Regions from separate parts of the Homo sapiens genome. Here region 2 is linked to region 1. The links are chromatin loops, found by intact Hi-C in ENCODE. Cell type or tissue: GM12878. All regions are shown on one strand. Links, peaks and the distances in the headings refer to the core of each region. The heading gives the core; the rest is flanking DNA.

Evidence for each region. A loop is a pair of places that touch in the nucleus more often than their neighbours do. Peaks named below come from ENCODE experiments on the same cell type or tissue, not always from the same donor. Only the 100,000 strongest peaks of a DNase experiment are listed, where the experiment ranks them.
Region 2: a loop joins it to region 1, with 8 times the contacts of the local background. A loop is called at or near these places in 14 of 110 quality-filtered maps.

The regions. Positions count from the first base shown.
Region 1 is chr5:90,600,425-90,607,726 of GRCh38, forward strand. The region is part of intron 1 of ADGRV1 (adhesion G protein-coupled receptor V1); the gene reads left to right. Among named protein-coding and RNA genes, the nearest start is that of ADGRV1, 45 kb to the left of the region's middle. RefSeq lists a silencer at 4,713-4,911. In GM12878, for the core only: a CTCF peak has its summit at 4,267 (motif pointing left); DNase peaks (open chromatin) are centred at 2,504 and 4,273.
Region 2 is chr5:90,781,604-90,788,763 of GRCh38, forward strand. ADGRV1 (adhesion G protein-coupled receptor V1) reads left to right here. Exons shown (of 90, transcript NM_032119.4): 66 at 1,521-1,722; 67 at 2,235-2,454; 68 at 6,468-6,707. Among named protein-coding and RNA genes, the nearest start is that of ADGRV1, 230 kb to the left of the region's middle. In GM12878, for the core only: a CTCF peak has its summit at 2,299 (motif pointing left); a DNase peak (open chromatin) is centred at 2,238.

The DNA.
Region 1 (7,302 bases), core at 1,955-5,954:
ATAGTTTGCTGGGAATGATGGTTTCCAGCTTCATCCGTGTCCCTGCAAAGGACATGAACTCATCATTTTTTATGGCTGCATACTATTCCATGGTGTATATGTGCCACATTGTCTTAATCCAGTCTATCATTGATGGACATTTGGGTTGGTTCCAAGTTTTTGCTATTGTGAATAGTGCAGCAATAAACGTACATGTGCATGTGTCTTTATAGTGGCACGATTTATAATCCTTTGGGTATATACCCAGTAATGGGATGGCTGGGTCAAATGGTAGTTCTAGTTCTAGATCCTTGAGGAATTGCCACATATTTAGCCAGAATAATAAAATGTTTATTTTTCTTCATATCATTGGTAAATTCACACAATTCCATTTTGTGTCAAAAGTAATAAATGAAAGTGAGAACCAGAAAACAGCACATTGTGAACAAAATTAAATAAAGACCTACTTCTTTTTAAAAACAAAAATTAAAAAAAAGATGCATTAAAAAAACATTCAAAATATCCTTTCACTTAGAAGCAAGGGAAAACCCGGCCGAGCGCAGTGGCTCACGCCTGTAATTCCAGCACTTTGGGAGGCCGAGGCGGGTGGATCACCCGAGGTCGGGAGTTCAAGACCAGCCTGACCAACATGGAGTAATTTCGTCTCTACTAAAAAATACAATAATTAGCCGGGCGTGGTGGTGCATGCCTGTAATCCCAGCTACTCAGGAATCTGAGGCAGGAGAATCACTTGAACCTGGCGGTGGAGGTTGCAGTGAGCCAAGATCACGCCGTTGCACTCCAGCCTGGGCAACAAGAGTGAAACTCCATCTCAAAAAAAAAAAAGCAGCAAGGGAAAACGAATTCTTGTAAATAAGCCTTGTGTTAAATAGGAACTCATATCTGTGGCAATAGGCTTTTTAGAATTTCATAATATAACAGACTTTTTAGAATATCATACCACTAGGAACTCCACTTACCAAACCTGAGATGCAGCCAAAACTATACATGAAGCAAAACCGTATCTTTTAAATAATAAAAAGTAACTTGGTTTTCAATTTATGAATCTTAAAAGAATACCGTACTAAACCAATCAGGATAGAGAATTGATAAAGATTAAAAATGAAATTGATGAATTAGAAAACAGAAAAACATTGGACTTAATCCCAGATCAAAATAACCAAATAAAGTCAGTAGTCTTATAACTTCATTTTACAGAAGAGGAAGTAGACTCAGACGTTAACAATAGACTCAAACATTAACAGCCTGCTCATAGTTGCCCTGCTGGTAAGTATCAGAGTACTCTAAGGGCATAGATGCTAGGCTCTGCTGCATTTTTTTCAGTGTGAAGATTGGAATTATCCAACTGGCCAATTAGTCTAAATTCTGGGTAACAGTTTATAGCTTTAATGGCTAGAAAGTGGTTTGCAAGTGATACTGCTGGAGGCTATAATTGCTTGAGGAAGCCAAGGAAATATAGTAAAAACCAGCAGTCATTTGGGGATTGCTGGAGGCTTGGACAATAAGGGTATACAGGCATCACTACAGCCTGGAACATTATGATCAAGAGCCTTATTAACAGAAGAAATAATGAACGTAGACACATGATTTCAGAGAATATTTGAAGAGGAAAATCTGAAATTGTTAATTAGCCTTTTGGCAACACATCTCCATAAATGTATGCTGTAATGATCCTGTATTCCATTAATTCTTTTAGACTCCCGTATGTGTATCCTATTCATCATCCAATTAGATTCCATTCCCAAATTCTGCAGATTTACAATACAACATCCTGACAATGTTTCGATGCCTGGTACAGTTTTTAATATGTCGGTAGATAGATGGAAGGAAGTAAGTTTGTTTGATTTAACGGAAAACAGTAAGAAATTTTCGAAAGGGGAGAGGGGTGCTATACATAATGACTTCCTTCCAAAGTAGTTGGTATGGAAAAGAGGGCAAGAGTAACTTTGCAGTGGAGCACCCTGACAAATACCACCTCGGCCAGGTAACCAAGCTCGACACCAATAGTGATAAGTCATGTTGATAGTATGTACCTTTTGTATAAGTGATGAGAAAGTCTTTTTGCCTTTTTGGTCTTCCCCAAAACCCATAACCCCAGTCTAATCATGAGAAAGTTATCAGACAAATCCCAGCTGAGGGACATGCTACAGAATACCTGACCACATTCCTCAAAAGCGCCAAAGTCATCAAAAATAAGAAAACTCTGAGGAAATGTCACAGCCAAAAGGAGCCCAAGGAAACATGACAACCCAATGTAATGTGGTGTCCTGGATGTGATCCTGGAACAGAAAAAGAAAATTAGCTAAAAACGAAGAAAACTGGAATAAAGTGTTGACTTTAATTAGTCAAATTGTATTATGCTTTGTATTTCTGTTGTGTTTTAGAAATGATTAATAGACATGGTGGTGGCTCAGCAGAAGCTGGGTGGTTAAAAGATTTGTGGTGTTTAAGCCTGAAGAAAGACTGGGCACATGCAAAGTGGTGTGGCAGTGGTTTCCATTTCAAAACACTTTCAGGGCCTCTTGATCTAACTTTTGGTTTCTATCATTTCTTTTTCCTTTTTATTTTCTAAACCTGGAGGAACCACAAATTATTACAGATGAAATACAAACTTTTTTTTCTAACCATGAAAAGTACTGTTCTCCTTCTCTGAGATCATACATGTAGCTGGGAGGGTAGGCATCTGCCAAGTTCCCAGACCTCTACCTGTGCTTCCCATGCCAGTTGCAGTGTGTAGAGGTGGCGGATACTGTGGTTCAAATTTTGGGGGTCATCCAGAACATCAGAAGCCCCAACATTTTGTTCTTTCACATACAGTGTTGTAATTCATTTCTCTTCTGACCTTGAAGTCCATGATGAGTTTTCATTGTTCTTTTAAACTTTCCTAAGTTCTCAATGTTTCCATCTACTTCAAACATTCCTTCACTCTAATGTTGCTACTGTGGAGGGTAGGCAGGAGCTTGTGGATGTATGGGTGGTGCTCATATAAGACAGTCCAGGATGCCCAATGCTGTTTCCTTTGGTCTCTTGACCATGTGGAGATTGAAGGTCTACAGCCTAGAAACTGGCACTTCATGGTGCACAGAGATGGATTCCCTCCCCTGGGCCTCATGACTACCTCAGTGCTGTAGCTTTTCATTTTGCTTCCCTTTAGCAATTGAGGAAACTCAAGGCCATGTGAAGGGAAGTGACTTGTCTAAACTTCTACAGCTGGGAAGATGGCAGAGACTAGATTGGAGCCCAAAGCTGAGTGGAATCAATGCTTGCCTCCTGCTTTGGAGGTGACTTGGGGCCCAACACCCCAGGAGGCACTTGCAGTGTCCAGCTAAAGGTTTCATGGCATCTGTGTTAGGATGCCCATGGAGGTACTGCCAGGAATTCTTCCCATTGTCCTATGAAATCAAAGTCCTGGGACACTGCATGGAGGCATTCCACAAGGTGGTGAGCGTGCATGTGTGTGTACGTGCCTGCACACACGTGTGTGCAGGCACGTACACACACATGCACGCTCACCACCTTGTGAACTGGTTTTCCGCCTCTGAATGACATGGAGATAAGAAATTTCTTACTTTCCTCTTTGACCCTAGTCTGAGGAGACATTAGGAGGGTATAGGAGAGCAAATTCTCTGTCTAACTGGCAGCTACTGCTTAGCTCCAGGCAAGGGATGCCATGGAGAAATGTGGACCCAGATTTGCCAATTCTGGTAATTTTTCAAAATAATCTAGACATCCATTTTTTTAAAATGTGAAATCTACAAATTTTAAATCTTGGCAAAAATGATCTTTTAGTATTGTTTTGTAATCACAGTTTGGACTAAAAAACACATATCTCTAGGCATCTGGGTTTGTAACATTAAATTCCCTCTTTTGCTTTCTTTCTTACTGGCAGTGAGTGCAAATAATTCATTTAGAAAGCATAAGCACCTAGATTCTTCAATAAAAACAGACTGTCTTCAATGAAGAGAAAGAAACTCACAGAAAGTATCCAAAGAAACAATTTTTAAAAATTAGATAATACTACTGAATTTCAGGAGAAAAAAAAAATTTTGTTTGACTAGAGCTAATTAAAGTTGTTTTCAGTGAGATCTTAATTTCAAGAAAACTGCTTTTCATGACTTTTTAAGATCTATGTAGGATTACAAAATTACGTTTGTTTGAGAAGAGTTACAGGGGTCAAAAATCTATCCTTAGATCCTTAAGACCGCTTCATAATATGTGAAATTGTTGCTGTTGATTTTTTTTTTAGACAGACGGGTGCCATCTAATGGTGGTTTAAGAAATCTTAGTTAAACATGTGATCCTTATTTTTTAAAGGACCTAAAAGACAAGAGTTATCTTACTACTTGACAGAGACACTGTCACATACTCAGATTTATAACCTATATGAGCAAACTTTGACTTATTTTATTGCTTCTAAATTGGCCTCAAAGGATTTAGATTAGTGAGATTTTCATTTTGTGCTTTGCAAATGTGGGAGAGAGAAAGCACAATTGAAACCCATAATCTTCTAGAGCTCCACAGAGCTCTGGAATTAAAGCTTCTCTACACTGTTCTTCCTGTTTCCATGGTGGGCATATGTAGTCCAAATATAAACAGCTCGAATGGCTTTTGTGATCTGTTTTTTGATGACTCATGCAAACGGGAGTACATGAGCTCATGGAAAATGTCAAGCTTAAATATTCTAGAAAGAAGATAGAAATCAGAAGTTCAGTTACATGAGTTAAAAGACTTTATGTAACCCCAACACTCTGGGAGGCCGAGGCAGGCGGATCATGAGGTCAAGAGATTGAGACCATCCTGGCCAACATGGTGAAACCTCGTCTCTAATAAAAATAGAAAAATTAGCTGGGCGTGGTGGCACGTGCCTGTAGTCCCAGCTACTCAGGAGGCTGAGGCAGGAGAATCGCTTGAACCCGGGAGGTGGAGGTTGCAGTGAGCCAAGATCGCGCCACTGCACTCCAGCCTGGTGATAGAGCGAGACTACGTCTTAAAAAAAAAAAAAAAAGATAAAAAAATAGAAAAAACTTTGTGTATTAGATCAGATATTTACTTGCCCTGTTTCTGTTATGTAAAATGTTACTTTTCCTGGAAGTATTTGTCTGTACTGCATTATTGTTCATGGAAATGGCCATTGTAGAATCAGTCTTAGTATGTACCATGGCAATTTGTGATATCATGGTTACTTTTCTGGAAAAAATTATTGTGTGTAGGTACATTTTTTGAAAGTTTACAAGCGTAACTCTCACACAAATATAAAATGAACATGTCAAGATTTTATTCAACCCATTAGTTAGTGAGGAAACTAATAGAGTGTTAATACTGGTGCAAAAAGCATTTTTGGAACAAAATATTTACAAGAAAATTAATAAAGAAATGATAAGGTAAGGTTTCTGGGTGAGATGTAAAACTGGTTAACATCCTACCGGGAAATAAAGCTGTAACTTATGGATTATATGTTTCACTGTACAAAAATTACTTGCACTTTTCAGCCAAGTAAAAGGATGATGAAAAAAAAAGAAAAAGAAAGTACTTGCACTTTTATAGGACAAATTTTTCCCAATTTACATGTGACTTCACTAAGTCTGAGATCTTTTATCAATGGTAAACAATTGTTGATTTAACTAAGTGTGTTTTATTGAGTGGTCTGTGCCTTGTATGATCATTAAAAGCATAGTCCACACACTACTTTTTGGCTTGTATTCAAGCTTGGGATACCTTTTTCTTAAAAAATAATCAGACGTTAGCCTCATGTCTGTGCCTATGCCATTGTCAGAGTAAAATAACTGTGTTTGTCTGAATCTGACAAAACTAAATAAGGCAAGGGAGGATGAAGAGAGTCTCTTGCTTTCTTTTTCTATACCATGCTTTTCCTACCTTCTCATTACTCTAAGATGGTGGGTTAATCTATTTCTTTACTTGTTTTTTCATTAAATAAGCATGTCTTGAGGGTCATTGTATACCAGGGACTGTACTAGGTGGTGGACAGGTAAAGCTATTCAAGATGGGCAAGCTCAATGTCCTGCAGGTGTTTTTGTTCTAAGGAGAGAAACACAATAAATGCAAATAGCGACAACTACAAAGAAGGAAACAAAAGGGCATTGTTTAAAAGAGGAATATTAGGCTTCCAGGTAGACATTCGTGTTGGGAATTTATTTATTGTCTCAGCTACACACCATAATTATTGTAGAACTCATCAATAAAATGGCAGTTTCCATTGACTTTCACTACACCTATCCATTCATTCTCCAGGGAAGGGTAGACACAATTATGGTAACTTGCACTTTCCTAGACCACATGTTGTGAAACGTACATCAATCAAAAGTGGTTGCCCTCTACACCTAGGGGGCAGTAGATATCCTGGTATTCCCCTTTATATCATCCTGGGATTTCCTTTGATGCTTTGCTGTGTTTGACTCTTGATTGCTGATCCTATATTTTCTTCTTTCTTAGTTTACTTGGTTTATTCCCTTGTTTAGATGGAGAACTCCCTCCAGTAACATCTTGAGAAAGGGTATGTAGAGACAAAAGTTTTAGGTCTTTTATATTAGGAATTATCATGATATTATCCTTCCACTTAACTAATAGTTTCATTGGGTATAGAATTTTAACTATTACCTTCAGATAGTTACCTTTAATATAGCACTTTACAGAAAAGGGTTTTCAAACAATTAGAGAAACCTGCAAGGACAAAAGGAAGGCGAGAGGAAACAGTTGCAACTCAGTTTTGGAGCCAGAAGGCAAATGGATGAGTAGTGATTCTCTTAGCAGATCCAAGAAAGCTTAGCAGTAAGCTAGGAGGCTGAGAAATAGCCAAATTTATACAGAATAGCCACTAAAGGCACAGGAAATAATAGTATCAGGTACCTTTAAAACTTTGGTGGTGAGTGAGCAACTAGGTGGGGAGAAAACTGCTGCAGGAGATCCTTAAAATCATCATCCCTTCCATCCTGTGCTGCTGCTGACCCCCTGCTTACCCCTCCAAATCTGGTGTTCATTCTCCAGGAAAGGTAAAACAGGATCTCTTGAATGATGATGTGAGCCGTGTTTGTGGGTTAGGATCCCTAAATAAAACAGGGGATTAAGTGACCATATGATGATCGAATTCAGAGACTCCAGTTTTTTACCCCCTTCTACTAGGTCCCAGATGTCCTGGTAATTATATCTGTACCCTTTAGGTGGGAGAATGGAAGATTCTTCTTTGGGGAAACTGATCAATGTAAGAGTAAAGTTTTTTCTGTAGATACTAAAATTGGGACTTTCTAATAAGTGGTTCACTCGTTCACTGAAAGTTGACAAGCCACA
Region 2 (7,160 bases), core at 1-4,000, 180 kb after region 1:
GTAAGTTTACTACCACTTTCCAAATTACATTAGTTTGAATTTCCGTGTGTAAATTGTTTTAGTTTGGTGTGGGTGTGTGTGTTTGTGTTTACACATATACACTTTTATATTTATTTACTTATTTGAAATACATTTTCAGTTATCTTTGGGTAGTCTTGAACCTTACTGTGAATGGCAATGTTAGGAACAAGCCTGTCTAGAAAAACTATGTTTAACATTAGGATTATTAAAATGTTTCTGTTTCAAACATTTTAATGAAAGCCTTTGTAATTTGTGCATATTTAATTTCCTATGTGACTAGAAATCAGTGAATATTCACTTCCTAATGAATAATCATCTTTGAAATGAATATTTTACTGGCCTAGAGATGCAGGTAGTATCTGGATCCTTGATCTTGCTTTCTCGAAACAGTCCCCAGTAGCAGCTTGCCTAATATTGCCAATTCTTTCCTCTTGTAGAAGCAGAATACAGAATATATGGTTATATTCCTTCCCAGGTAGGAAGAGATGGCTGCCTTTCTAGGAAATGATTTTATTCAAAGGCAGAATATGAATATGACTTTAAAAATAAATATCTTACTGCTGCATTTAACCTGATTGGCTTCATTGCCTCTATCAAAATTCTTTGGTTATCTAGCCATTTTTAAAGTTCATAAAAAATTGCTTTAGGAGTTGGTTTATAATGAGTTTATGGGTAAGTTGTGGAATACATCACTATTTTGTGAACTTCAATCTGTACCTGGAAAAAATCATATTACATTTTTGCATTAAGAAATAAATGAGACTTGGAATTTTTTCAGTTCATTGTTTTCTGTTAGATTCATTATCTTTGGGAATTTTGGTCAGTGTATATTTATATTTATAATATACATTGAGTATTATTTAGCCATAGCTAATGTGAGCCCTATTAAATTATATTTTAATATGCAGAATTTAGCATAGCTTAAGAAATATATTTTTGAAAATAATGTTTAAGTTGAAATCAAACATTGAAGACACATTTTCAGATTCACAAGTAGATTTCATAGGAACTGAAAATGTAATCAAATTGTACTTGTATCTGGACTTTTAAAAATTCATATGATATACATATCATAAACCTCATTTATTTATATTACCATATTTATATTTCAATTGAATGTGTGGAAGCAATCCAGAGTGGTTTCCTATGAGCACAAACAACTTAAATGTTTTTTTGTATCCATCTAACATTGTCTTAGAAAGCAAGGATCATTTGTTTTTATGTAGTACACAGGGAGAATGCCAATGCTACTGATTAAATACATTGTTTAAATGCTAATTGTACTGTTCTCTGTAACTTTCAACATCTGATAAACTATGTTCCTCCTAAAAAATGTCATGAGGTTTTCACTAATCCCCCTTTAAAATGATAAAAGAACTATGAAAACATAGAGTGCTTACTTTGTGCCATTATGTTTAATTGCCAGGTTTAATTTGGCTGAATCTTATAAGTTAGTTGCTCTGTCTGGCTTACCAATTAATTCCAAGTTCCCATTACAGTGGAGGAAGATGTTGGGCTGATCATGATCCCAGTGGTGAGGCTACATGGAACTTATGGCTATGTGACAGCTGATTTCATCTCTCAGAGCTCCTCTGCCAGTCCCGGAGGTGTTGATTACATTTTGCATGGCAGTACAGTCACCTTTCAGCATGGGCAAAACTTAAGTTTTATAAATATCTCCATCATTGATGACAATGAAAGGTTGGTATATAGAAAATAATGTGGGCACATATAAGACATAAGTATTGTGTTCAAACTCTTACATATGTTTTGCACTGACAATAGAACTTTAGATAATATGTGTCCATTGGAAAACAACAGGTGAAATACTTTTGGGGTACTAGGGGTAGGGAAAGAGGGGCTAGGAGACGATGTGGTTGCATATGTCACTTCATTTCAAATAAAGGAAATAATATTTTCTGTTTCTCTAGACTTAAATAATCTAATCAGAATGTGGAAACATTCTTTAATTCACTTTCTTTATGCATTAAGCAATTAAAAAGAGGGCAAGAAAGTCCCTACAACTGCCCTAGGTCATGTAATATTGATGTTAATCATTCATTCTTTTAGCTAAGCACCCACTTCTTACCACTTGATGTGTGACTACTGTGCCTTGAATATGTATGACCAATTTGGAAAATGACTGGTTATTGGGATTTTACAAGCACTTTAATATGTTTAGACTCACAGAATTGCTCCTTCTTGCCATGCAGTGAATTTGAGGAGCCCATTGAAATTCTACTCACTGGAGCTACTGGAGGAGCGGTCCTTGGGCGCCACCTAGTGAGCAGAATCATAATAGCTAAGAGTGACTCTCCCTTTGGAGTTATAAGGTTTCTCAATCAAAGCAAAATTTCTATTGCTAATCCCAATTCCACAATGATTTTATCACTGGTGCTGGAGCGGACTGGAGGACTCTTGGGAGAGATTCAGGTAGATTTATGTTCCCCATGACTTTAAATATAATTTTTGATAGACTGAGTATGGTAGTGTGTTTTCTCATTGCCCAAGTATATTTCTTTATTCACAGCCAATCAATATTTATTAATTATCTTGTATGTGTACAGCAGCTTTTGAGCCAGATTAAGTACATAAAAATGTATAAGGCATACATCTGTCCTCAGGGAACCTTGAGGGCTTGTTAGAAATGAAGTGAATGATTCTGATAAAATTCATTAATTCAACAAGTATTTGTTGAGTGCTTTCTGTGTGTCACACACTGTTCTAGGTACTGAGAATATACTGAGGAACTAGATAGACCTCATCTCCGTTCTTACAGAGTTTTCATTTTATTAAGCAGAGCTGAGCAATAAACAACTAAAAATAAATTGATCTGATAACAGTAAGGGCTCTGCTTGTAAAATTGGGAGACACAATTGCGAGTGCTGTTGGTGAGGATGTGATATTTCAGCTGAAAGATGCATTAGGAGAAAGAGGTTAGAAGGGTGAGCATTTGGGCAGAAGGAACAATAGCTTCTGCAGAGGCATAAGCTGGCATGTTTCAGGCATGGAGGGGTTCATGTGGTCGGGGCCTGGAGTTAAGGGGATAACAGCACAGGATAGACCAGAGGGCCCAATAGATGTTCGATCACATGGAACCTCCTAAGCCAGGTTAAAGATGTCCATTGCTCAATGAAATAAAAGAGGACACAAACAAATGGAAGAACATTCCATGCTCATGGATAGGAAGAATCAATATAGTGAAAATGGCCATACTGCCTAAGGTAATTTATAAATTAAATGCCATCCCCATCAAGCTACCAATGACTTTCTTCAAGGAATTGGAAAAAACTACTTTAAACTTCATATGGAACCAAAAAAGAGCCCACATTGTCAAGACAATCCTAAGCAAAAATAACAAAGCTGGAGGCATCATGCTACCTGACTTCAAACTGTACTACAAGGCTACAGTAACCAAAACAGCGTGGTACTGGTACCAAAACAGATATATAGACCAATGGAACAGAACAGAGGCCTCAAAAATAACACCACACATCTACAACAAACCTGACAAAAACAAGCAATGGGGAAAGGATTCCCTATTTAATAAATGGTGTTGGGAAAACTGGCTAGCCATATGTAGAAAGCCGAAACTGGATCCCTTCCTTACACCTTAGACAAAAATTAATTCAAGATGGATTAAAGACTTAAATGTTAGACCTAAAACCATAAAAACCCTAGGAGAAAACCTAGGCAATACCATTCAGGACATAGGCGTGGGCAAGGACTTCATGTCTAAAACACCAAAAGCAATGGCAACAAAAGCCAAAATTGACAAATGGGATCTAATTAAACTAAAGAGCTTCTGCAAGGCAAAACAGACTACCATCAGAGTGAACAGGCAACCTACAGAATGGGAGAAAATTTTTGCAATCTATCCATCTGACAAAGGGCTAATATCCAGAATCTACAAAGAACTCAAACAAATTTACAAGAGAAAAACAACCCCATCAAAAAGTGGTCAAAGGATATGAGCAGACATTTCTCAAAAGAAGACATTTATGCAGCCAACAGACACCTGAAAAAATGCCGTCATCCCTGGTCATCAGAGAAATGCAAATCAAAACCACAATGAGATACCATCTCACTCCAGTTAGAATGGCGATCATTAAAAAGTCAGGAAACAACAGATGCTGGAGAGGATGTGGAGAAATAGGAACGCTTTTACACTGCTGGTAGGAGTGTAAATGAGTTCAACCATTATGGAAGACAGTGTGGCGATTCCTCAAGGATCTAGAACTAGAAATACCATTTGACCCAGCCATCCCATTACTGGGTATATACCCAAAGGATTATAAATCATGCTGCTATAAAGACACATGCACACGTATTTTTATTGCGGCACTGTTGACAGTAGCAAAAACTTGGAACCAACCCAAATGTCCATCAATGATAGACTGGATTAGGAAAATGTGGCACATATACACCATGGAATACTATGCAGCCATAAAAAGGATGAGTTCATGTCCTTTGCAGGGACATGGATGAAGCTGGAAACCATCATTCTCAGCAAACTAACACAAGGATGGAAAACCAAGCACTGCATTTTCTCACTTATAGGTGGGAATTGAACAATGAAAACACTTGGACACAGGGCAGGGAACATCATACACTGGGGCCTATTGGGGGGTGGGGGGCTAGGGGAGAGATAACATTAGGAGAAATACCTAATGTAAATGACGAGTTGATGGGTGCAGCAAACCAACATAGTACATGTATACCTATGTGTCAAACCTGCACGTTGTGCACATGTACCCTTGAACTTAAAGTATAATAATAAATAAAAGATTTCATTCTAAGTGCAAATAGGATGCCATTAGAAAATCGTAAGCCAGAGAACAATGTCACCAGATTGTCTTTTAAAGCAGCTCATTTAAGTCTAGTGCAAGGAAAATGGATTCAAGAAGCTGGTGGGGCAGCATAGGAGCAGGAAGGATGGCTAGGAGGCTGTTTATTTCCCTCTACTCTCCATGTCAAAGCTGATGGTGGCTCAGACAAGGTGGTGGAAATAAAGATGGCGAGAAGTGGGTATACATTGATATTTGGAAGAAAAATTCATTGGGCTAGAAGTAGAGGCTGAGGGAAAGACAGGAATCAAGGATAACTCCTTGAATTTAAGTTTGAGCAGCTGGATAATTTGTAGGGTTGTTTACTAAGATGCAGAAGCTCAAGGAGAAATTAAGAGTTCTGTTTTGGGCGTGTTCTTCTGAGATACTACTGACATCCCAGGGGAGGGTGGTCACATAGGCAGGGCAGCATGCGACTGTGTGTTGTGGGGTGGTCAGGGCTGCAGATGCAGGTCTGGAAGATGTTGACACATGGGGAGGTGTTTGAACACGTGGGGCCTAAGGGGCATATCTGGAAACAGGAAGGATATGGTGCTGAGTCCTGAGCTTCCACCATTTAGAGATCAGAGGAAGGAGAACCAGCAGAGAAGCTTGAGAAGTAAAGGAGGAGGAAAACTAGGAAAGCAGGTGGCACATGAGTATCACATAAGCCAAGACGACAGGACATGGTGTTTCAAGAAGGAAATAGTCAGCTGGAGGGCTGCTGATGAAAGATTAAGAAGCAAAAACAAGTGCCCAATGTTCTTTCTTTGTAGATTGTGTGAGAGGCATACCATTTCAAATCATAGAAATGTAGAAAACTTTGTTTCTTATAACAATGTATGAAGATTTCCGTGTCTTTTACACTAGGAATATAAGTAGATTTAGCATTTTTGCATGGTCTACAGCAGAGTTTTTCCATGGTTTTGTTGTCTTATTTATATAGGTTTTGATTGGCACAGCCTGTGCACACAGCAGGACAGTATTGTACTTATATATTTTTAAAATGTTTATATTTCTCTAATACGTATTTTAATATAGATTTTTATATGTTTTTATCCTATGTGATGACAAATTATTCATGAATACTATAGGTATGTAGTTTATAGTTGCAAATATCTTTTTGTCTTTCTTTCTTTCTTTTTTTTTTTTTTTTTTGAGATGGAGTTTCGCTCTTTGTTGCCTAGGCTGGAGTGCAGTGGCGTGATCTTGGCTCACTGCAACCTCCGCCTCCCAGGTTCAAGCAATTCTCCTGTTTCAGCTCCGAGTAGCTGGAATTACAGGCGCCTGCCACCACGCCCGGCTAATTTTTGTAATTTTAGTAGAGACGGGGTTTCACCATGTTGGCCAGGTTGGTCTCAAACTCCTGATCTCAGGTGATCTGCCCGCCTCGGCCTCCCAAAGTGTTGGGATCACAGGCGTGAGCCACCACACCCAGCTGCAAATATCATTATTTTTAACAAAAAAAAACAAGTTTATGAAACAGGAATTTGATGGAATTATCCTAGAATAATTTTCCTATATGTGTATATATTTTCTTAATACTAGATACCCTGAAATAGTTTTTTGCTTAAAATTGATCTCTATTAAAGAAATACCAAAACCAAAAACATCCCGCAGGTGAACTGGGAGACAGTAGGACCCAACTCTCAAGAAGCCTTACTGCCACAGAATAGAGACATTGCAGACCCAGTGAGCGGGTTGTTCTATTTTGGAGAAGGAGAAGGAGGAGTGAGAACCATAATTCTGACAATCTATCCTCATGAAGAAATTGAAGTTGAAGAGACATTCATTATTAAACTTCATCTTGTGAAAGGAGAAGCTAAATTAGACTCCAGAGCTAAAGATGTTACATTAACCGTATGTATGGCTTTATTTTTCTCACAAAATGTGGATTTCATGGATTTATCAGAAAATACATTTACATTTGTTGAAACTCTATAAGCTTGTGATAAATTGGAAATTATAAAACCAAATAATATCATAATAATTCTGAAGGGTCAAACTTTTTGGTTTTCATGTCAGCTCATTGCATAGCCTGATTATTGGTAATATTTTTTTTAAAAACATTTTAGTATATGATACTTATTTTATAAGCTTGGAGAAAATTTGGTGTTTTTGGAATATTTGACAGTTTTAGAGCAGAGGTATTTGTTATAGCATACCAAACATTGGATATCTTTGTCTTCAGGGAATGTAAAAATTATTAACTAGTTATATTCCAGATAGTTTGAAGGAAAAAATGGTACTTGTTTAGTTAAGGCAAAAAGTGCTGGGACCAAGACTACTGAAAATAATGCAGAGGGATGACCC